Regions from separate parts of the Homo sapiens genome. Here region 1 is linked to region 2. A link is an interaction called in ENCODE POLR2A ChIA-PET data of the cell type or tissue named here. Cell type or tissue: PC-9. All regions are shown on one strand. Links, peaks and the distances in the headings refer to the core of each region. The heading gives the core; the rest is flanking DNA.

Region 1 (11,378 bases), core at 1,640-9,639, 54 kb before region 2:
TGCCTCCCAAGTTCAAGTGATTCTTGTGCCTCAGCCTCGTGAGTATCTAGGACTACAGGTGCCTGCCACTATGCTCAGCTAATTTTTAGTAGTATTTTAGTAGTATTTTTAGTAGAGATGGGGTTTCACTATGTTGGCCACGTTGGTCTCAAACTCCTGACCTCAGGTGATCCACCTGCCTCGGCCTCCAAAAGTGCTGGGATTACAGGCATGAGCCACTGCACCTGGCCTGTTTCTGAAATTTTAATGGAAATGGTTGAGGAGAGTCTTAAAGTGTTTTCCTTTGCTGTTCGGTAATGCTCCCTATTCTCCTCTACACCCTCTCCATGGAACACGTTTTGTGGAATGTTCAGAGGCCTGGTCATTCTGGGCTGATCTCTACCAGAACTGGTCCAGACCTCTTAAGGAGGTCAGGTCTCCAGCCTGTTTGTCTGGAGTATTAAGGTAAAGCCTCAGTTAAGGTTCTTATATGTAGATTCTTAAATGTAGTCCACATTAATATAAACTCATTGTCTTACTACCCATGTGCTGCAAGTACCTCACATAGACCTGTAGGTGCAAAGATATTTGATTGAGAACAGGAGTTCTGAAAGCTATTTCAAGAAGAAATCAAAAAGGTTTCTTTTGGAATTTTCCTACAGGATCATTGGCAGAAATTTTTTTTTAGTCTTCCTCAGAAGGAGTACTTCAGTGGAAAAAGGATGGGCTCATCAAAAATGAAGGAAAATTTTCAAATTCATTTCAATGAAGTAAATAATATTGATACTTAAATCTGTTAAAGACAGTATAAAAATTACAGGCCAGTATCACTAATGAGCATCAATGCAGAAATTCTAAATAAATATTAACTAACAGAATCTAACATTAAGACAAATGTGATTTTTTTTTCTAGGAATGCAAGATTGGTTTAATATTAAAAAAATTAATAGATCTCTTAACTCATTAATATGTTAATAGATCAAAAAAGAAAAATGTATGATTATTTCCATAGATACTGAGAAAACACTTTATAAAATTCAACACCCTGTCCTGATTTTTAAAAATTCCAAAAATAGGACTTAGTGGATAATTTACTGACTTGTAAGTGTCTGTGAGTCCTAGATAGCATCTTATATAGCAGGGAAACACTAAGAAACATGGCAAGGAGGCCCACTGTCTCCACCTCTGTTTGGCATTGTACTAAAGGTATTAGCCAATCCAAACAGACAAGAGAAGTCAATTAAAGGTATCATTGAAAAAGAAGTAAAACTATCTGTTTGCAGAGGAAATGAGAAACCTTAAAGAATCAGTGATTCTCTAACTCAAACAATAAGAGAATTCAGTAATAGAGCAGGATATAAAATTATTATACAGAAATCAATAGTTTTTATATACAACAAGCAATAACTAGTTAAAGGAAATTATGGGATATATTCATAATAGCAACAAATAAGATAAAATACGTAAGATAGTGCATAAGAAATATGCACAATCAACACAAGATCACTTTAAAACAATCTGAAAGACACAAAAGTATATTTGAACAAATGTAAGTCATCCTTTGCTCATAGGTAGGACAACTCAAAATCACAAAGATGGTCAGTTCTCCCCAAGTTAATTTATACATTTAATGCACTTAGACTAAAAATACCATCAAGGCTTTTTTTTTTTTTTTTTTGAGACAGAGTTTCACGCTCCTGTTGTCTAGGCTGGAGTGCAATGGCATGATCTCAGCTCACTGCAACCTCCGCCTCAGCTCCACCTCAGATCATCAGGCCTTAGATTCTCATAAGGAGTATGCAACCTAGATCCCTTGCATGCGCAGTTCACAGTAGGGCTCCTATGAGAATCTAATGCTGCCGCTGATCTGACAGGAAGTGGAGCTCAGGTGGTAACGTGAGCTGTGGGGAGCGGCTGTAAATACAGAGGAAGCTTTTCTAGCTTTCTTACTCACCTGCCTGCCTGCTTCTCACCTCCTGCTGTGCAGCCTGGGGGGTGGGGGGGTGGGGCAGAGCTGGGGACTCTGCCCTAATATATAAGAAACTCTTAACTTTTGAGTTAACTCAAAAGACATTAACTGGTCATTGACTGTGTATACACACGCACATGCACAGACACACGCCACTGTCCATTGGTTAGGCTGTAGGGAAACAGGTATCTCTGCGCGGCTGTGTGCAGTAGTGGGGGTTCTGGCAGAATCTGATAAAGCTACCAGTGTGTTTACCTTCTGGCTCAGCATCCCACTTCCAGCAATTTACCCTGAAGATATACCTCCAGCAATATAAAAATCCATGCGAATAAGAGTGTTCATTATACTGTCCTTTTAGGAACTACCTAAATGCCTATACATAAAAGAGTGGTTGAAGAGGCTGTGCTACATCCACAGAATGGAGTCTGCTCAGCTTTAAGAAGAAATGAGGAGCCGGGTGCGGTGGCTTATGCCTGTAATCCCAGCACTTTGGGAGGCTGAGGCAGGCGGATCACGAGGTCAGGAGATCGAGACCATCCTGGCTAACATGGTGAAACCCCATCTCTACTAAAAATACAAAAAAAAAGCCAGGCGTGGTGGTGGGCACCTGTAGTTCCAGCTACTTGGGAGGCTGAGGCAGGAGAATGGTGTGAACCTGGGATCGCGCCACTGCACTCCAGCCTGGGCAACAGAGTGAGACTCCGTCTGAAAAAAAGAAAAAATGAGGAAAAGCTCTATGAACTTATTTGCAGCTGCTCCCCAGCACTAGCAACACCGCCTCAGCTCCACCTCAGATCATCAGGCCTTAGATTCTCATAAGGAGTATGCAACCTAGTGGTTCCCGGGTATATTAATTGTGTGGGGTAGGTGGATGGGGGAGACAAAAGAGCATCTACAAAATGGTAACTTTCTGTAAGGAAGACAAGGAAATAAGAAAATATGCATGTATCCATTCATTTGTGCAAAAAGGAACACAGGAAGAATAAACCAGAAATGAATGAGATTTTGATTTGTGGTTTACAGAAAGGAGGTGGAGTGGGAGACCTAGGTAGAAGGAATGGGTAGGGGAGTGTGACACTTCTCGGAGTATACTTGTCTGTGTACAGTTCCGACTCTGAACCAGGTTAAACAATGAAAAAGAAAGAAGGATTGGTGGGGTTTGGGTGTGGGGGTAAAATGTAATATAGAAGTACAGTTAAACCTAACCTGATTTCAGACAAATAAAATAACCACACTAAAGTAAAGGGGAAAAAAAAAAGAACAAATCCAAGGAAATGTTCAATACAATATTTGAATCTATACCCTCAGGCTAAGGGCAAAAAAAACTGTAAACAAATATTGAACTCTAGTTAGTAAGTGTGATTTCGCAGTAATATGGATCAGCACTGCTGAGACCACTTCCCCCTGTGTATTATGGCATTGAGCAAATGAATAAATAGTGTAGATAATGCAAGCCAGATTTCCCACTATTGGAGAAAGAATTTATGAATATAGAAAAGGAGGGGCTAGAATGAACCTTGTGGTATTGGATTGGATTGGAGTTTATGATGAACTTATGGTTTTCAAACTGGATGGATGGATGGGTGGTAGATGGATAGATTAGATAGAGAAAGAAGATGAGAATCTAGAGGAAGGAAGAAAGAAAGAAGGAAGGAGGGAAGGAAGGAAGGAGGGAGGGATGGATGGACGGAAGGAAATACAGTTGACCTTTGATTCATCAGGGGTATGAACTGCAGGGGTCTACTACACATGGAATTTTTTCAACCAAAGCAGATTATTCATGGGATGTGAAACCCATGTATATGGAGGCCAATTTTTTGTGTACTCAGGTTCCACAGAGCTCACTGTGGGACTTGGGAGGCAGTCTGGAACAAATCCTCCATGAATACCAAGGGACAATTGTAATGCATATATACACCCTAGACACACATGCACACATTTTCTATCTCTTTCTTAGCCCCAGTTTTTTTAAAAGACCGTTTTTCACCAAAAGGAACCAGAGCTCCTTGGAGAAATCGCTGATTCCAGGGCAGGGGCTGAGAAAGTTCAAGATGAGCCTAGAACCTCTTATGCCTGAAAGTAGAGACCTCTTATGCTGAAAGATGACTGGGACACACCAGTAAGACCCAGGAGCCAGACTGAAGGAGCATTCACTTGCCAGATATGTGGCTATTTGAGTATCAAAATAAAAAATGATAGGAAGGCATACAATCTACTGAAATAATAAGAATCTATAAGTCTACTCTGATATAAATAAATTAAAAGATAAATAATAAGTGGAGGGGAGAAGAAAAAGTTACTCCTTACAGTAGAACCTCACAAGTGAATATGGAAGAAATGATGGTTCAGAAAAATCTGTTTGGCAACCATCAAGTAAATAATTGATTCAAGGCCAGGCACGGTGGCTCACACCTGTAATCTCAGCACTTTGGGAGGCCGAGGCGGGTGAATCGCCTGAGGTCGGGAGTTAGAGACCAGCCTGGTCAACATGGAGAAACCCTGTCTGTACTAAAATACAAAAATTAGCTGGGTATGGTGGTGCACACCTGTAATCCCAGCTACTCGGGAGGCTGTGGCAGGAGAATCGCCTGAACCCAGGAGGCAGGGGTTGCAGTGAGTGGAGGCTGCACCACTGCATTCCAGCCTGGGTGATAGAGTGAGACTCTGTCTCAAAAAATAATAATAATAATTGATTCAAGCAGCCAGGCACAGTGGCTCACGCCTGTAATCCCAGCACTTTGGGAGGCAGAGGTGGGCGGATCACAAGGGCAGGAGATCAAGACCATCCTGGCTAACATGGTGAAACCCCATCTCTACTAAAAATACAAAAAAATTAGCCGGGCGTGGTGGCGGGCGCCTGTAGTCCCAGCTACTTGGGAGGCTGAGGCAGGAGAATGGTGTGAACCCGGGAGGTGGAGCTTGCAGTGAGCTGAGATCGTGCCACTGCACTCCAGCCTGGGCGACAGAGCGAGACTGTGTCTCCAAAAAAATAAAAAATAAATAAAAATAATAATTGATTCAAGCAAGAATCATTCATGGATACTAAAACTAATAGATTAAATTTCATGAGAAATAGATTTATCTCCCCATAAGTGCTTATTAATTACAAAGGCAATTTAGTGGGAAAACCCAGCACAAACCACATAACCCTGTGGGTCAAAGTTAACATCCCTGATGTCAGGAGACAGCACTGCCTGCCTCCCGATGTCAGGCCCTGAGGTCACAATATCGCTTCCATGTATTCCTGCTAGAAATGCACCCCTGAGTCTTATAACGGGGGTATCTGATTATCTAAATTGAGGGACATAGGACAAAATAACTGCCCCTGCTCTTCCAAAAATGTCTGGATCATGAAAAACAAAAAGACTAAGAAACTGAACCAGATTAAAGGAGACGAAGAAGCCGTGACAGCTCAATGCATCAGATGATCCTGGATTTGATCTTAGACCAGAAAAAAAGAGCATTATTACTAGGACAATGGACACAATTTGAATACACTCTATAGATGAGATCTGGGGTTGGCAAAGTTTGGCCCTTGGGCCGAGTCTGGCCTGCTGCCAGTTTTCGTGCCGCATGAGAGCTAAGCATGTTTTTTTACATTTTAAAGGGTCAGAAAAAATTTTAAAGAATAAAATTTATATGACACTTTGGGAAAGGCAAAACTATAGAGAGAGTAAAAATACCGGTGGTTGCCAAAGGGTTCGGGGAGGGGAAGGGATGAGGGATGAATAAGTGAAGCACAGGGGAATTTTTAGGGCAGGGAAACTGTTCTGTGTAATGCTGACATGGTGGCCACAAGATGCGATGCATTTATCAAAACCCACAGAATGTACAGCACAAAGCACGAACCCTAACAGAAGCAGTGAGCTGTGGTTAATAGTCCTATACCAAGACTGCTTCAGAAATCGTAACAAATGACCACACCACAGCAAGATGTGAATGATAAGGAAACTGTTGGGGAAGGGGACATATGGGAACTCTTTCTGCACAATTTTTCTGTAAACCTAAAGTTGCTCTAAAAAAAATAAAAAAGCCTATTAGTTAAAAGGAATATATTGTGATACACAAACATTATGTAAAATTCAAATTTTTATGTCCGTAAATGTTGAGACACAGGCATGGCTGCCTTTGCCCTCGGACGGCAGGTTTGAGCAATTGAGCACAGAAACCATACGGCTGCAGAGCCTACAGTATTTACTCTCTGACCTTTTATAGAGAATTCTGCTGACCTCTGGATTAGATAATAGTGCCATATCAGCCGGGTGCGGTGGCTCACGCCTGTAATCCCAGCACTTTGGGGGGCTGAGATGGGTGGATCACAAGGTCAGGAGTTCGAGACCAGCCCAACCAACGTGGTGAAACCCCATCTCTACTAAAAATACAAAAATTAGCCGGGCATGGTGGTGCACGCCTGTAATCCCAGCTACTCAGGAGGCTGAGGCAGGAGAATCGCTTAAACCTGGGAGGCGGAGGTTGCAGTGAGCTTAGATTGTGCCACTGCACTCTAACCTGGGTGACAGAGTGAAACTCCATCTCAAAAGAAAAAAAAAAGCATAAAATAGTGTTGTAACAAGGCTGTTGATTTCCGTGATTGTACTATAATCAGGTAAGATAAACCCTGGGTTTTAGGAAGCTACACAGACGCATATAGGAATACAGAGACATTAGGGCTGCAGCTCACTCTCAACTGGTTCAGAAAATAATGATGGATAGACAGATGGACAAAACATATATGGTAAAAAGTGAACCTTTAGGAAATCTGGGTGCTGTGTGAAGGGCATGTAGGAATGCTTTGTACTCTTCCTGTAACTTTTCTTTAAGTCTGATATTATTTCGAAGTAAAAGGTTAAAAAGAAAAAAGTATTATAGACCTTACAACCAACCAGAACATGATTTGAATTTCTGGTTTGCTTGCTATGTGGCTTTATAGCAGTGGTTTTGCCTTTCTGAGACTGTGTCCTCTTGTCTGTGAGGAAGGACTTCTTCTCAGCTTTGGAAGGCTTGGATGAGATCACGAACCTAAAATGCCACTCATAGCACAAAAAATTGGTGTGAATTCCAGGTGACCAGTTGAAACATCTACCTGGTGCCTGCAGAAACACTGTTCGCAGACATCTGCTTGCTGTGTCGTCCACGTGAGTCGGTGTCCATCCTCTGAAATAGCGGCAGCACTTCCCAGTAGCAGACCCTCTTTAGGGGCAGGTGACTTATGGTCAAGGCTGTGGACACTCTCCACCAAGAGCCGCTCCACACCCAGTTGTAGAAAAATGGACATATTTATGAGATCTGAACAGCCTGAAAAGGGGGGTGAGAAGATCTTGTGGAGGATCCGGAGACTCCTGGCGGAGGAGTGGGGACAGATAGTCTGAGTACTGGTGTGCAGTGGCGCAGTGAAGGCTCGCCGTCAGAGGCAGGGATCTGCCATCAGGGCTACCGCTGAGGTACAGCCACAGAGGTGGCTGTGGGCACCATGAATATTTCTCTCTATGCAAGCTTCTTTGCTCATCTGTAAATTCTGTAATAGCACCAGTTTAAGATAGAAGGCAGTGGATGCGCAGGCATCTAGTATTTATGGTGAAGTGTCAGGGTAAGAAACAGTGGCTTGTATTCACTTTGATTGGATAATACAGACCAACATTAGTAAATGCTTGACTTACCAAAAAGGAGCCTCATTCTGAAAGCTGAATCCACTGGGCTCCTTGGGAGCCATGAAATGATTTATTTAGCAGCAATGTGGACGCTCTTATGCTGGACGTGGGGAAGATTAGCCAAAAACGTAAGAAGGGCAGGTATGCCAGGAGCTACGGAAATGAAGCGGGTGTCTCTAACAGAGGGCCTGACCCACAGGCATCTCTCTGCTTCTGGGGAGCTCCAGTGGGAGGATTGTGATGGCTCTGCTCTTTGAACAGTCCCGATTCCCGTGTTGCCTCCTACTGAAACATTCATCCTGTTCTACACCAAGAGCGGAAAGGGGATATGATTTAAAGCATACCAACAGAGTGCATTGAGGAAAGGGCAGGCCGTAGTGTCAAATCCAGAATAGAATGGAAGAATATATCAATAAAACTGTTCTATTATCTGCCTGGGCACACCTCTGACCAACAGTGTTTCTAAGCAGTCACCTAAACAAAGTCAGCCGAAGAGCCAGTTCAACCAACTATGTGTAGCTTTGCTGAGTAGGTTCAGAGACCCTAGAACTGGAAGTGAAGATTCTGCATCCCCCATTGCTAGTGTCACTTACAAGGTTTTTAGCCCAGATAGAGATCACCTTAGTGTGTGTAGGTAGAAGTGATGAGGGATGGGTACAGAGAGGAGAGGCATCACGTATAGAATTTTTGAGGAGTCGTAAAACACACACATTTGTCCCCACCATTCCATTCCTTCCCTCTGTCTCCCTGACTTCCCTCCTTATCCCCAAGAGGAGGAGGTAAGGGGAGGCGCTGCTTGTCTTCTGGCAGCAAGAAGTTCTAGGATCGACATGACAGGGACCACTTTGCAAATTCCATCATATTTCATTTTTACTGACACTGCACAAAATGTTCCATTTTATAGGTGACTGGAGAGACTGAGAGAGATGGATTCCCTTACTCCATGTTCATATCAACACTGGGATTCGAGTCCAGATCTGTCCCGTTCCCTGTCTGAGTCTCCACTCTGCTGTGATGTTTCTAAAGTTCCTTGGGAACCTTCCTGTAGCTGCCAGGAATAATATCCCCAGGGTCCCTGGCTAGGACCCTGCAGTGTCCTGGGGCAGCCACCTCAGCTTTGTGCCGTGGACCCTGCCGCCAGTTCAGAAGTCACCTGTCAGAAGTCGGGCCTCTTCTGCCCCTGACTGTGTCCCCATGCGTTGCACAGCTGTCTCATGGGCCTCACTCCATTTTACGGTGGAGGCGTTTTTTAGCAGAAACCACTGTTCATTTCCTTTCAAAAAACAATCTTGTGCATTCCTGCCTAGAAAGTAGCTTAAAAAAAATCAATCGTATTGTTAAAGTGTGACTTTAACAAAAATGAAATATCTTGATATTTTAGCGTTTTAACTTTTTAGAAAGTGCTACTCAGATGTAATGGTTGGTTTTTACAATGTAATATGTGTTAAAAGTAGTTCTGAAATGAAGTTCGGCACTGCTTCCTTTGAACTAAGCAGAGGGCAGCAGGGTTATGAACAGTGGGAATTCATCTTCCAGTCAGCTTTTTTAAAATGAAAAATAACTTATGAACCTTCAATGTGTGACTGCCTGGGGCCCCCTTCTCCCTCTTCCTCGCCACCTCCCATTGGCTTTCTTTTTCACTCATGAGAGTGTGTGTCTCTCTGTAAGCTAAGAACAGGGTCAGAGCTGAGAAAACTGGGGGGTAAAGAAGATAGCAAAGAGAAGCACAGACTGGTGTCAGGCCAGGACCATGAGCTGAGGAAGCCCTCCAGGCCCGAGGGAGACTTCGAGGTCGCCTCACACCCACCCCATGCCAGACTGCTGCAGGGCACGATGCCTCAGACTTAGGAGGGTTTGGGGTGTGTTTTCCAGAGAAAGACTTTACAACATCTTTTAGAAAGGGAGGCCAGTCTGAGGTACAGCCCAGCTTCCAGAGGCCAGCTGCTCCCAGTGGCAGACTGCCAGCCCTCCGTGGCCTTGGCCTGTGCGGCAGGGAATGAGCCACGGGACAGGTATGGCAGCCTGGGAAAGCTGCCTGCACTTGGCCGCCCTTTCTTTGCCAATCTGTGCTGGAAAGGAGATTGCTCCACCAACTAGTGAACTGGCAGCTGCAAGCTTAATCCACTGATAGGTTGGGCTTAAATAAATCTTTTTTTAATAGGATTTATAAAATGAATGCACTACAATTATAAAAATATTGGAAAATTCAGTAAAGTATAAGAGAGAAATAAAAATCACTTGAAATCTTACCACCCAGAGATTATATAGAACAACATAAAGGAGACATTTAAATCATCATATAATTCTACTTCCACACTTCCACCTTTTTTTTTTTTTTTTTGAGATGGAGTCTTGTTCTGTCACCTGGCTGGAGTGCAGTGGGACAATCTTGGCTCACTGCAACCTCTGCCTCCCAGGTTCAAGCCATTTTCCTGCCTCAGCCTCTCGAGTAGCTGGGACTACAGGTGCGCGCCACCATGCCCAGCTAATTTCTGTATTTTTAGTGAGACAGGTTTCACTCTGTTGGCCAGGATGGTCTCGATCTCTTGACCTCGTGATCTGCCCGCCTTGGCCTCCCAAAGTGTTGGGATTACAGGCGTGAACCAACACGCCCGGCCTCTTCCACCTTCTTGAGATAACCACTGTTAATATGTGTCCTTCTTTTTTTTTTTTTTTTTTTTTGAGACAGTGTCTTGCTCTGTTGCCCAGGCTGGAGTGCAGTGGCATGATCTTTGCTCACTGCAGCCTTGAACTCCCTGCCTCAAGTGATCCTCCCATCTCAGCCTCCCAAGTAGCTGGAACCACAGGCATGTACCTCCATGCCTGGCTAAATTTTTGTATTTTTTGATAGACATGGGGTTTTGCCATGTGGCCTAAGCTGCTCTTGAACTCCTGGGCTCAAGTGATCCACCCACCTCAGCCTCCCAAAGTGCTGGGATTACAAGCATGAGCCACTGAGCCTGGCCCCTGTATTTTTCTATAAATACATATCGTATATAAAGAGAATCATTCTACGATACTGTTTTTAACCTTCTTTTTCACTTTTTAACAATATAATGTCTATAATTATATATCTACATCATTGTAAGAGCTCCAAAATAAAAAATTTTTAATTATCAGAAAAATACTTTGTAAAATATATCTGTGTTTTCTAAAAAGAGAGAAATTCTAAAAGAATATACACTTTTAATGAGAAGTGGGACTTACCTAGATGACTTATGTTCTACTTAATATTTTTCTATATTTTTCAAATATGTTCACTCCCCAAGGTAACTGCAGCTATTATTTTGGTATATTTCCTAATAATTTTTGTTTTTTTTTTTTGAGTTGGAGTCTCTATGTTGCCTAGGCTGGAGTGCAGTGGTGTGATCTCAGCTGACTGCAGCCTCCGCCCCCTGGGTTCAAGTGATTCTCCTGCCTCAATCTCCCACATAGCTGGGATTACAGGCACCCGCCACCACACCCGGCTAATTTTTTGTATTTTTAATAGAGATGGGGTTTCACCATGTTGGCCAGCTGGTCCCGAACTCCTGACCTCAAGTGATCTGCCCGTCTCGGCCTCCCAAAGTGCTGGGATTATAGGCGTGAGCCACCGCGCCCGGCCATAATTTTTAAAAGCATACTTCAAAACATGATTGGACTCACGCTGTCTGTAGGATTTTGCATCCTGATTAAATCACCTAAAAGTGTCCGGTGGTCATCTGCCCACATTACTGATGACCACATGATGGGCTTTCATGTGGGACTGCTGTGGGTTTTTTAATTCTTCAACAGTGGGCTGT
Region 2 (11,378 bases), core at 1,213-9,212:
CAGCCCAGGCCCCATCCCCTTGGTCACAGACTGACTGTGGTGACTGGGAAGGCCTCTGCAGCATTCTTCTGACCCCTTTCAGCCCCTCCCATGTGACTGCAGCTCAGAAAAGGCCTCAAGGCTTTGCTAGAAGTTTCCTGATATGGCAGGAACAACCAGAGATCTGGGAGAGGCAGGATGTCTCCTTCAAGACCACCAGCCTTCTTTTCTGTTCACTCCAGGGGTGCAGCCCCTACACCCTGAGACGCGGGAGCCCCCTCTGGCGCTGCAAAGCCCCATCCAGGCCCTGTCCAGGCCTCCTTTAGGCACAACCTCCTCTACCCTTGGCTGCCTTTCCAGGCAATGTGGATTGAACGGCTTGAAAAGCCCTCAGGTCTCTCCTCTGGGGAGACCACTTCTTTCCTGTTCTCCAGAATTCATCAGTCTCAGGGGTTTCCTAGAAGGCCCAGAGGAAAACTAGGAGACGAAACAAGGGGGAAACCAGTTGGATCCTCCTAGATGTCTCTGATAATGACTTTGGGCAGCTGATGTCCTTCCAGCCACCTCTCAGAAGTGGCTCCCAAGTCAGAAAAGAGGGAGCAGAGGGGTCCACCCTGGCTGGGGCAGCTTGGCTGCCTTCTCTCCCTGCAGCGCCTCCCTCTGCATGGCAGGAAAATGGCATTTGTCGCTCTTGGCCGTCCCCAGAGGTGCTGGCAGCTTTCCCCAAAGAGCGCTGTTTCCTGTCTGCTTGGAGTTTCTGGGAAGATGCTGGTGACCCTGACACACTCACCCTGCTTCTGAGTGGTCCTGAAGGGTGTCGACAAGGAGCCAAACTGACTCCTGTCTTTATCTCTTGCCCCTAACCAGGAAGATCTGTTTTTTCTCTATAGAACATCAATAAATGGTTAAAATGATCAATTTTATGTGATGTGTATTTTACCACAACTTTAAAAAGTGAAAAAGAAAAGAAAACAGTAAATCCTGGCTTCTGGACATACAGAAAGCAAAATGTATCTCTCCTCCCCCCGCCAAAGACTCATCGCACACACACACCCCACGCCAGGAGCGGGGTCTCTGATGGCTTATTCCCGACTGCACAGCTGAGGAACCTACCTGCCAAGAGCTAAAGTGGCCTTGCAGGTAAGAGAGGCTTCACTGTTTCCAATGCTTCCGTCTATTATCTAATCTCATCTTTCCTAGCAGTGAGTGGGCAGGCTGCGCTGCTGTTTTACAAATAAGAACATGGAAGAGGCCTGACTAGCACGTGGCCTCAAGACTTGGGAGGGGTTTGATGGTTCCACAGAGTGGACATGTGTCAAAGCATCACAATGTACCCCACAAACACCACAAAACCCTGAAAACCAAACGCAGTTAGCGTTTGTCACTTAAAAATTCAATTCAGTTTTAGGCTGGGCACAGTGGTTCACTCCTGGAATCCCAGCACTTTGGGAGGCTGAGGCGGGCGGATCACCTGAGGTCAGGAGTTCAAGACCAGCCTGGCCAACATAGTGAAACCGCATCTCTACTAAAAATACAAAAATTAACTGGGCATGGTGGTGGGTGCCTGGAATCCCAGCTACTTGGGAGGCTGAGGCAGAATCGCTTGAACCTGTGAGGCAGAGGTTGCAGTGAGCTGAGATCGCACCATTGCATTCCAGCCTGGGCAAAAGAGCGGAACTCTGTCTCAAAAAAATTAATTAATTAAAATTAAAATTCACTTCAATTTTAAAAAACTCAGACTTTAACTGCAGACTCAGTTAAAAAACTGGGACTGCAGCCGGTTCTAGGGGAGAGTGAAGGCCACTCCAGCACGGGTCTGGAGAGAGGTACTCCCCAAGGCCAGGAGAAATGACCTCATCCAATCCCCTCCTCCCAGCCCAGATGTAGACAGGGCACCCATGAGCTGTGGGAAGAGCATCCCCCAGGGTAGATAGCGTCTCTGCTCCCAGCCTCAGCCCTGTGGTGGCTTCACACCAGCCTGAGTGCCAAGGCCCCCCACACACCGCACACAGGGTGGAAATTTTCTGTTTGTTCTAAAGTCCTCCTTGGACGCAGGAGGCAGAGCTCTGACATCATGGCCTTCAAAAAAGCCCAACCTGTGCTCACAGCCCATGTTTTCATTTCAAACTCTAGTGATTCAAATAAGTAAATAAAATAAAACAAGTAATCAATAAGTAAATAAAATAAGTAATCAATAAGTAAATAAAATAAGTAAATCAATAAGTAAATAAAGTAAAACAAGCCCTTGAGTCCTAAGGCTGACATATGTTCTTTCAGTTCATAAATTGGTTTTGCTTAATCCACATTCCTATTATGACTTATTCCTTGTTATGATTTGGCCAAGATGGCAGCTTTCAGGGACCCATTTCCACCACCGGTGTCTTCCAGAAGGCCACAGCCACTGTGGCAGGTGCCGAACTCACCTGGAATCCAGGAATATCAGCTTCAGGTCAAGGCTGGCCCTGAACATGAACATGTTACTGTACAGCTTGATCTCGGTGATGGCACTGGGTGGCAGCGACTGGCCCACGGCCACCAGCCCCACAATCTGGTAGCAGGAGTCGTACAGGGACATGTCCAGCATATACTGCCTGATCTTCAAGTAGCCACTGCAGTGGATGACCTGGGAGTGGAGAGGGCAGGGTCAGCCACTGGCCACTGGGGTTGGGCTGGAGCCCACTCCTCCTGGCTCATTTTCTCAAACATGCTAGAATATCTCCCAGCCCAGCCTCTACTCCACTGTGCGGCCCAATGTGCTGACAGGCACCGGTTCATTGCTTAGGAGAAGTGGAGAGCTGTGCTTCTTAGGAAACAACATAACAGCTGGAAGCAGTGGCTCAGTCTTGCCATCTCAGCACTTTGGGAGGCCGAGGTCGGGGGATTGCTTGAGTCCAGGAGTTCGAGACCAGCCTTGGTGACATGGCGAAACCCCTTCTCTACAAAAAATACAAAAATTATCCGGGCATGGTGGTGCATGCCTATAGTCTCCAGCTACTTGGGAGGCTGAGGTGGGAGGATCACTTGAGCCCTGGAGGCGGGGGTTGCAGTGAGCCGAGATTGTGCCACTGCACTCCAGCCAGGGTAACAAAACAAACTCACAAGACAACAAAAAATATCATAATAAAATATAAGGGTTGTCTTATCCAATTGACTGTACTGTAAGTAACTACAAATTAGGGCCCTGTCATATATGATGGAGATATACATATGAGCTCACTGCCAAGCTGTGAGTAGGTAACACAATAAAGGCATCTGGGGGAGGCCAACCATTTGTTCCACAGTGCTTGCATCACTGACGATGCTGCTTACCACCTTCCAATGGGATTGAACTTGGCATCTGTATCACTCGACACGCTGTACCAGTAAATAAACAATTCTTTCCGTAGATTTTTTTTTAGACAAGGTCTCACTGTCATTCAGGCTGGAGTGCAGTAGTGCAATCAGGCTCACTGCAGCCTTGACCTCCCAGGCTCAAGTGATCCTCCCACCTTAGCCTCCTGAGTAGCTGGGACCACAGGCATGTGCCACCGTGCCTGGCTAATTTTTTAAAAAATTTTTTGTAGAGACAAGGTCTCATTATGTTGCCCAGACTGGTCTCGAACCCCTGGGCTCAAGCAATCCTCCCACATTAGCCTTCCAAAGTACTGGAATTACAGGCATGAATCACTGTGCCCTGCCCCAGTACAATTTTTTGAAGTCTTCATTTTTAATGTATTTTTATTTCCTTTATTTATAATTCAAGATTTTATTTCCTCATAATAATAAGCCAGAGTGGCCCTACAGAAGCCCTTCCAATTGCTATAGCCAAAAGCCATACAGACAAGAATGCAGTGTTTCGGTGTCAAACAGAAACATCTGTACAGCCTCGAGCGTCACTACTGGAAGCATTTATTCAAGCTGCAGTCTGTGAAATCTTGACAGGGTCAATATCATCATGACAACAGTGAAGAATCTTAGCCTTAAGTTCTCTGTTCCAAAACTCTTTCTCCAGGATTTCTGAATGCATTCATCATCTTTAGGGCTAAAACAAATCTTAAAATCCTTCCAGTCTATTCTCCCATTTTACTAATGAGGAAACCAAGAACAAGATGGTGTTGTGTATTGCTTAAGATTGGACAGCGGACAGTTAATAAGTGGCAAAAAAAAGTCAAGACCCAAGTCCCATCCAGGCGCGGTGGCTCCTGTCTGTAATCCTGACACTTTGGGAGGCCAAGGCAGGAGGATTGACTGAGGCTAGGGACTCAAGACCAGCCTGGAAACACAGCAAGACCCCATCTCCACAAAAAATTTTAAAAATTAGCTGGGTGTGGTGGCGTGCGCCTGTGGCCCCAGCTACACAGATGGCTGAGGTGGGAGGATCATTTGAGCCCAGGAGTTTGAGGCTCCAGTGAGCTGTGATTGCACCACTGGACTCCAGCCTGGGTGACAGAGCAAGACCCTGTCCCTTAACAAAAAGACCCAAGTGCCCTGAAGAATGTCTGTTGGCTCCTGGGGCCCCACCGTGGCCCAAAGAGGCTTAGTATCTGGGACAAAAAGGAAGAAACATGTCCCCCGAACTGTAACAGCACAGTGAGATATAGGTCAAAGGAGGAGCTCAGAGTGGGGTCAAAGAGGGGAGCTGGGGCGGGGCCTTCCAGAAAGAGAGGACAAAGGCACAAAAGTGCCCTTTCCTCTCACCCCATCCTCCTCCCTTCTTTTCTAAGAGACAAATCCTCCTGGAAGAAAGTTTCTGGCAGCTTTCAGCCTCATATTGATGGGTTATGATGTCTGTCCTCTGAGGTTGGAGAGATGGCAGTGAAGATGCCTGGGAGGAGGGTAAGGAGCCCAGAGAGGGGACAAAAGTGTTGGCGGGGGGCACTCAGCACAGACTTCCCCCGACCCACTTTTCCCTGGGGGGCGGCTGACTCTCGTGCCCTGAGACATGACCTACTCCTCCATTCTGGAATTAACAAGAACAAGCGGTGGTGTCTGGCAGAGACGTGGAGCCAGGGAGGAGCATGGGCTGGGCTCAGAGTCCCAGCTCCGCCACCAAGCCCCTTCTGCCGTCCCTCCTCTGGTCCTTGACTAGAAAACTGGGCCAGTGCTGCTCATTCCAATGGGCAGCTGAGATGCTTGAGGGAGTGGCCCAGGTGTGGTGCCGCAGATGAAAGCTCTGCCTTGGACCTTGGAAAGGGCGCTAGCATTATTGTGGTGCACACCGTCATCGGCGGCAGGGAACTTGGTGGAGCATCCCAAGGGGAAGGGCAGTGTCCGTGCTCTGGATACCACTGCCAGCTGCACTGTGCCCAGGAGGATGGGCCTCTATAAACTCCAGAGGCGGTGGCTCCACTGGGACTGGTCCACATGGAAAGTGCCAAGGTATTAATAAAATCTGCCCTAAGCCACACTGATTCCGGGTCTTATGCGATGAATTCCAGCCAGCTGGAACATCCTCCTAAAACACCAGCTCTCACATGAGCCTCCAAGAGACTGTGCACCACGTTGCTGGAGAGCTCTACATTAGTGGGGATGACGAGTTTGTGCTCCCGTGCCTTCCTTTCTGCAGACGCTCTTGAAAACACACATTGAAGACCCTTAGCCAGCTCCTCCCCGCACCCATGACTCCCCGTACCTTGTATCCGCTGCAGGTCAGGCCCGCGTTCCTTTTCGCCAAGACACATTTCATTCGAAGAAAGAACGACCTCTCTATCTCATACTCTGCAAGCAGGAGCAAGATGAGGTTGGCAGCTGTCCCTCCGTGCTTCCCCCATCCTTATTCCAACCGCACCAATGTGTTCCCAGGGCCAGATGCAGCACCCAGAGGCCTTCTCAGTGTGCCCAGACCCTGCTCAGAGATCTTCGGCCTTGGCTGAGATCTGGGTGGGGCAGTGGAGACACCAGCCCAGTCCTGGTGTGGCTTCCTTGGCTCTAAAGGAAGGCAGCCAAACGAGGCCACCCCTGAGGCCCCTGATGGGCCCTGCAGAGCTCCACCTGCCGTCGCCCGCTCCTGGGGGCCGTGGGCTCCAGGAAGGCCCAGAAGCCTCTGACCTCCCTCAGGGTAGCAGGACTTGAGTGTGTGTGACCCAAGGCTTGGCAGATCCATGCTTTCACCCTCATTTCTAGCCCCAGAAGGACCACCCCGTCTCTGTCTCTCCAGGGCTCTGCCCTTCCCACTCACTCACTTTGCTTTTGCAGGCCTCCCACGCAAATCTCTGACCTCACTATTGTCAATGCAAATGTGTCCCCTAAGGAAACACCCTCTGTTTCAGGAAGGGACACCAGCACTCTAAGACACAAATAGAGAAGGACCTCTAAGGGAGGGCGAGGTCACTCCACTCTAAATAAACAGCCCTTTGGTGGAGGTTAATACATGAATTTTTAAAGGAAGGTTACCACTAGGAATGGAAGCAAAGTCTTCCACCCTCCCTGAGGTCACTGCCCTGTGGAAGCTCAGGAATCACCTCAGAGGGCACCCCCTGCCCCAGTTGGAGAGGCTGCCATATTTTACCCACAATTCCCCCTGCAGATGGTGTCTTTGGGCAAAAAGCTTCCCTCTAACATGGCTGCCTGCCCCAGCCATTTCCAGACAAGCACGGTGGGTGGAAGCTCAGGTCTAAAAATACATCAACTGGTCATCAATTACCAAGTTCTGGGGAGAGCCCATTTCTCACAGGTTTATCATAAAACAACGGGGGTCATTTCAGACACGGAAAGTCAGCAAGGGAGCAGCTGGGGAGAAAATGGAGCAGCTGGGGAGAAAATCGAGCACTTGGGAATCTCAACCCCTGCACCCCTCGGCCGGCTGTGGAAATGAGTCAGGTGCGGCCTCAATGCTTCCAGCCCTTGTTGCTTCAGACTCAAAGGCTACAGAAACAGGGCATGAAAGGGTCTCATGATATTCCCAAGACTCATTTGCTCTCATTTATAATCCCTCTTTGGGAGGTTATGACCCAGGCAGGGTAAAATGAAACCGGGGGTAGGGGGAGAAAGCCCAGTCCCATACAGTTAACATACTGTGCAATTTTCAGGCCAGGCACGGTGGCTCACGCCTGTAATCCCAGCACTTTGGGAGGCTGAGGTGGGCAGATCGCCTGAGGTTCGAGACCAGTCTGACCAGCATGGCAAAACCCTGTCTCTAATAAAAATACAAAAAAATTAGCCAGGCGTGGTGGCAGGCACCTGTAATCCCAGCTACTTGGGAGGGCTGAGGCAGGAGAATCGCTTGAACCCAGGTGGTGGAGGTTGCAGTGAGCCGAGATCACACCACTGCACTCCTTGCCTGGGTAACAAGAATGAAACTCCAACTCCAAAAAACAAAACAAAACAAAAAACCGTACTGTGCAATTTTCAAAAACAGTAACAGCACTATGTTCTGCAATTCTCTGACACCTGTTGTCTTTGTCCAGCTTTAAACAACCCCACAGTGAAAGAATTCGATTCAGGTGCGATGTTCTAGCCTAGCCCTCATTTTTTAGAAATTACCTCTTCAGAGCCATGATTCATGTTGATGTCTGCAGACATATCATATCCAAGAATCAGACCTTAGCTACAACTAGGTGCCCCATCTCATTTCAGAAACCAACATGCCAGGCTCTCTCCTTGGTAAGGAATAATTAGACTCCAGTGACTATTTCTGGAGCTGGAACTTGCGGGCCACAGAACTGTCTGCAAGGGATTTTACAACTGTGTGTGCTATTTTGTATTCTCTCTTCCCAGCCCGAGAATGACCTCTCCCCACCAACCCCCAGAAGACAGCAATAAGAATGCAACTCATGTTTTTCCTGCAGCCAGCTACCCCATTCTCATCACCCTTAAAGCCTCTTCTTTTGCATTTTGTTCCACTGGGGTATTCTGGCCAAGCTGGGTGCCATAGTCCAAAGCACACATAAGACCCATTTGTCAAGAGGCCTGTTGGCCTCACTGGATGGTTGGAGGGAGTTAAAAGGCCAGGGCCCCTGGAATAAGTCCTTCTGTATCTTCCTAGCACTCATCACAATTGAAATTTAAGGAGTCATTTGTGTAATGACCAGGGCTTCTTAATGATTTGTGCCACAGCACAAAACCTACAGATCCCTACTTGGAGTAACATTTTTAAATACATAAAATAAAATATATAAGATTACCAAAAAAGCAACTGTATTGGAAAATAATTATCAAAATATTTCAACACAGTGATACGGATATAAATGTGCTGCTTTATTAATACATAAATAAGAAGATTCAGTAGCAGGTCTTAGAACTCCTGAAATTTTGAAGTAGGCATGTGGGCATAAGCGATATGTTTAAACCTGCAAAACTTTCCTATGATATGGAAAACATCTGTGATTTCTATTGTTGGCAAAGCCACAGGTACTAGGGACCCCAAGATGGTTTATCATCTATCATCAGAAGCAAAGGAAATGCCAAATTTCAACTGGAGGAAACACATATGTAATTTTCCCCATGAAATGTCATGGACCACCCCCGACCCCCGAGTTTTAGGCACGGCATCTTGGTTAAGGAGAAGCTTGGTCTAGACCCGTGATGCTGTAATCCCTGGAATTCTGACCCAAGAGCACGAGGGGAGCAGGCTTGCACCACTTTTGTCCTCTACCTAGCACTCAACACGGGTTCTGGCCAACAATAGGAGCTTGATGAATATTGGCTTAAAAGACACAGGTATCAATGCAAATCCCCACGTGGTGGGTGCTGTGTGTGTATTGGAGAGACCTGGGCTGGGCAGTCCTAGTCATGCCCAGCCACTTGGCAGATGTGGGAAGCAAAGCCCTGAGTTCCATTTAAGAATGTCGCCTTGCTTTTAGTCTGTTTTTTTTTTTCCCTCTGGATGGAATACCTTGGAGCAGGTGGTGGTGCAGCGGCTGGTGGGCCGTGAGGACAGCGGTCATCTCATCGTGGTCAGAAGGATGGATGTATTCATAAATACTGTTGCCCGTGAGCTCCACCTGCCGTGGAAGGGAAGGGTCAGAAATGCCACCGCCTCTCTGGGATTGGCGCAGGGGGAGGGGCAAGGTGTGTCACAGGTGCTCACCCTGCCAGGAACAGAACTTTGATCTCTGCTGACAACCCACACCTTTGCCAAACGCAGAAACAGTTTTCTTTTCTCAACAGAGCTCAGAGCTCTGAACTGTCTCCCACACTGTCTAAAAAGGCCATGGCACTGAGGCTTGAGCTTGCAGCCAAGAGAACCCTTAGCAGGAAGGACCAGAAAGCAAAGGGTGGAAAAGGTGGGCACCAGAGGTGGGCGGCGCTGCTGGCCTGGGCAGCATCCTTCATACAGAAGAGGGCTTGAAACAGACCCAGGCCAGGGTCTCTGTCCTTCCCTTGCTGGCGATCTGAGGGGACTGGGTGGCCAGAAGGCCAGCTGTCCTGTCCACATAGTGCTCCCTGTGGAAGTGTTGTCCACTCCGAGGCCGACCAGCCGTCCACGGCAGGGGCGCCACTGCGCCCGAGGAGGACATGAACTCAGACAAAGGCCCTTTCTTCGTCGACTCTGAGCTGTGCCCCTCAGGCGCTGCCAGGCCTCTCTCACATTACCAGCAATGAGTCTCTGGCCCTCCCAGTCCGAGATGACTGTGCTAATTCTGTGGCTCCCGCCCAGGGGTGTGGCTGGGGCTGTGCGTGCCCTGCGGGAGGGTCTGGGCCTGCTCCAGAGAGCCACGTTATATGGGGATTATGTCCTGGGGTTGCTGCCTCAACAGTCCGACGCTACCTATTTCCAGACACAGCCCACAGAGGACAGCACATCCATGTCACTTTGCAGGAATGGATGGCCCCAGGAAAATACCCATCATAGTTACAATTTTTACACAGAGGTCCCTGGAGGCCCAAATTCCCGAACTTGAGAATCTTTCGAATGTTCTCTCAAACATAAGCACCAGGAGAGGATATGATAGAGTCTCAACACCTGGGCCCCCACCCACCTTAAGATGGACAGTGGCACAGAATGTTCTAGAAATGACTAGCAGAGCAGCCTTCTGAGCAGTGGTGGGTGGATCCTATTTTTAGAGCTATAATCAATAGTGCTGAGGGTGGCAGACAAGGACAGTGAGTCGGTGAACCCCAGCATTGTTCAGGGGAGGCCCAGGGGCAGTGGTAGGACTTCCTCCACCACCAAGGGGAGTCCCAGTGCCCAGCCTGAGAAGAAACTCAAAGCATGTGGGAAACCGTCCTTGGGTGGCGAAGGATCTTGGGTAGGTCTGGAGAATTCCTTCTTGACCCTGCCGGAAGGAGAGAGGGTAACTCAAGATAACAAAAGGAGGCTCATGGTGTGTCTTGTCCCGAGCCACCCCCTTGTTATTTTTAGGTGTGTCTTGCTGCAGGTGTCGCTGGGAGCCTGTGGCTCTCCATCAGAGGAGAGACAACATGATTATCTGCAAAGTGGCCATCCTGACGGTGCCACCTCACGCAACAGGACAACCCAGCCAGCTGCTTAATGGAGAAGTTCTGGGAGTTGCAGTTCCAGATTAGCATCTAGGCCATCAGCTTTTACTTGGGACCAAGGGGTCGTGGAGGGGTGAAGTGATTTATCGCACTCCTCTGAGCCAGTTCTTCCAATTTGTTAAGAAGAGCGAGTTGCTTTCTTATTCAGAATAAGTTACACTTCTGGCCTGCTAAGTCATCTTGTCCCTAAAACGGCTCTCACAGTTCTATGTTTTACATTATTCATGGAATGTTTCCTTCCAATATTATGCAAACAGAGCAACAGAGAGAATCCTATTAGAGGAATCCTCCCTACCCTCTACTTAACACCCACTTCCCAAGCCTGGCACTTTCTCAACAGATCTCCCAGACGGACATTCGCCTCCCTGAAAAGTTTATTACAGGATTTCATTTAAGAAAAATAATAAAACTAAATATTCTTCTTTCGAGTCATTCCTGTTAATCCTTAAAAAGTTTAAATAAACTGGCAACAGGTAAGCCAGCCATTTGGGACAGGACCATTTCCTTTTTTCCTCAGGGTGGCAATGACTATGCCCTGGGAAGGCCTGTCCAGGTGCGGAGTGGCAGAAGCTAAAAACTAAGAGAGTTGGCTTAAGAAAATATATATTGACACTTTGGTAGGCCGAGGCAGGCGGATCACCTGAGGTCAGGAGTTCAAGACCAGCCTGGCCAACGTGGTGAAATCATGTCATACTAAAAATACAAAAATTAGCCGGGCGTGGTGGCATGCGGCTGTGATCCCAGCTACAAGGGAAGCCGAGGCAGGAGAATCGTCTGAACCCGGGAGGCGCAGTTTGCAGTAAGCCGACATCGCACCACTGCACTCCAGCCTGGGCGACAGAGCAAGACTCTGTCTCAAAAAAAAAAAAAAAGAAAAGAAAGAAAGAAAAGAAAATATATAGTGACTCACAATTTCAACAGTTTATTTTAAAAATGAAAAAATAACAAAATAGAGAAATGTTATATTGGCCTATCGTTTC

Evidence for each region. Peaks named below come from ENCODE experiments on the same cell type or tissue, not always from the same donor. Only the 100,000 strongest peaks of a DNase experiment are listed, where the experiment ranks them.
Region 1: POLR2A ChIA-PET joins it to region 2 with 18 read pairs; 3 of 35 experiments call an interaction of 5 or more read pairs at or near these places.

The regions. Positions count from the first base shown.
Region 1 is chr21:36,771,539-36,782,916 of GRCh38, reverse strand. All of the region lies in intron 6 of HLCS (holocarboxylase synthetase), which reads left to right. LOC105369305 (a long non-coding RNA gene) reads right to left here and starts at 5,030. Exons shown (of 2, transcript XR_937700.3): 1 at 1-5,030. In PC-9, for the core only: no CTCF peak of the experiment used is centred there; a DNase peak (open chromatin) is centred at 9,586.
Region 2 is chr21:36,717,343-36,728,720 of GRCh38, reverse strand. SIM2 (SIM bHLH transcription factor 2) reads right to left here. Exons shown (of 11, transcript NM_005069.6): 4 at 8,792-8,900; 5 at 5,591-5,676; 6 at 2,403-2,602. Among named protein-coding and RNA genes, the nearest start is that of SIM2, 24 kb to the right of the region's middle. RefSeq lists an enhancer at 8,423-9,209. In PC-9, for the core only: no CTCF peak of the experiment used is centred there; no DNase peak of the experiment used is centred there.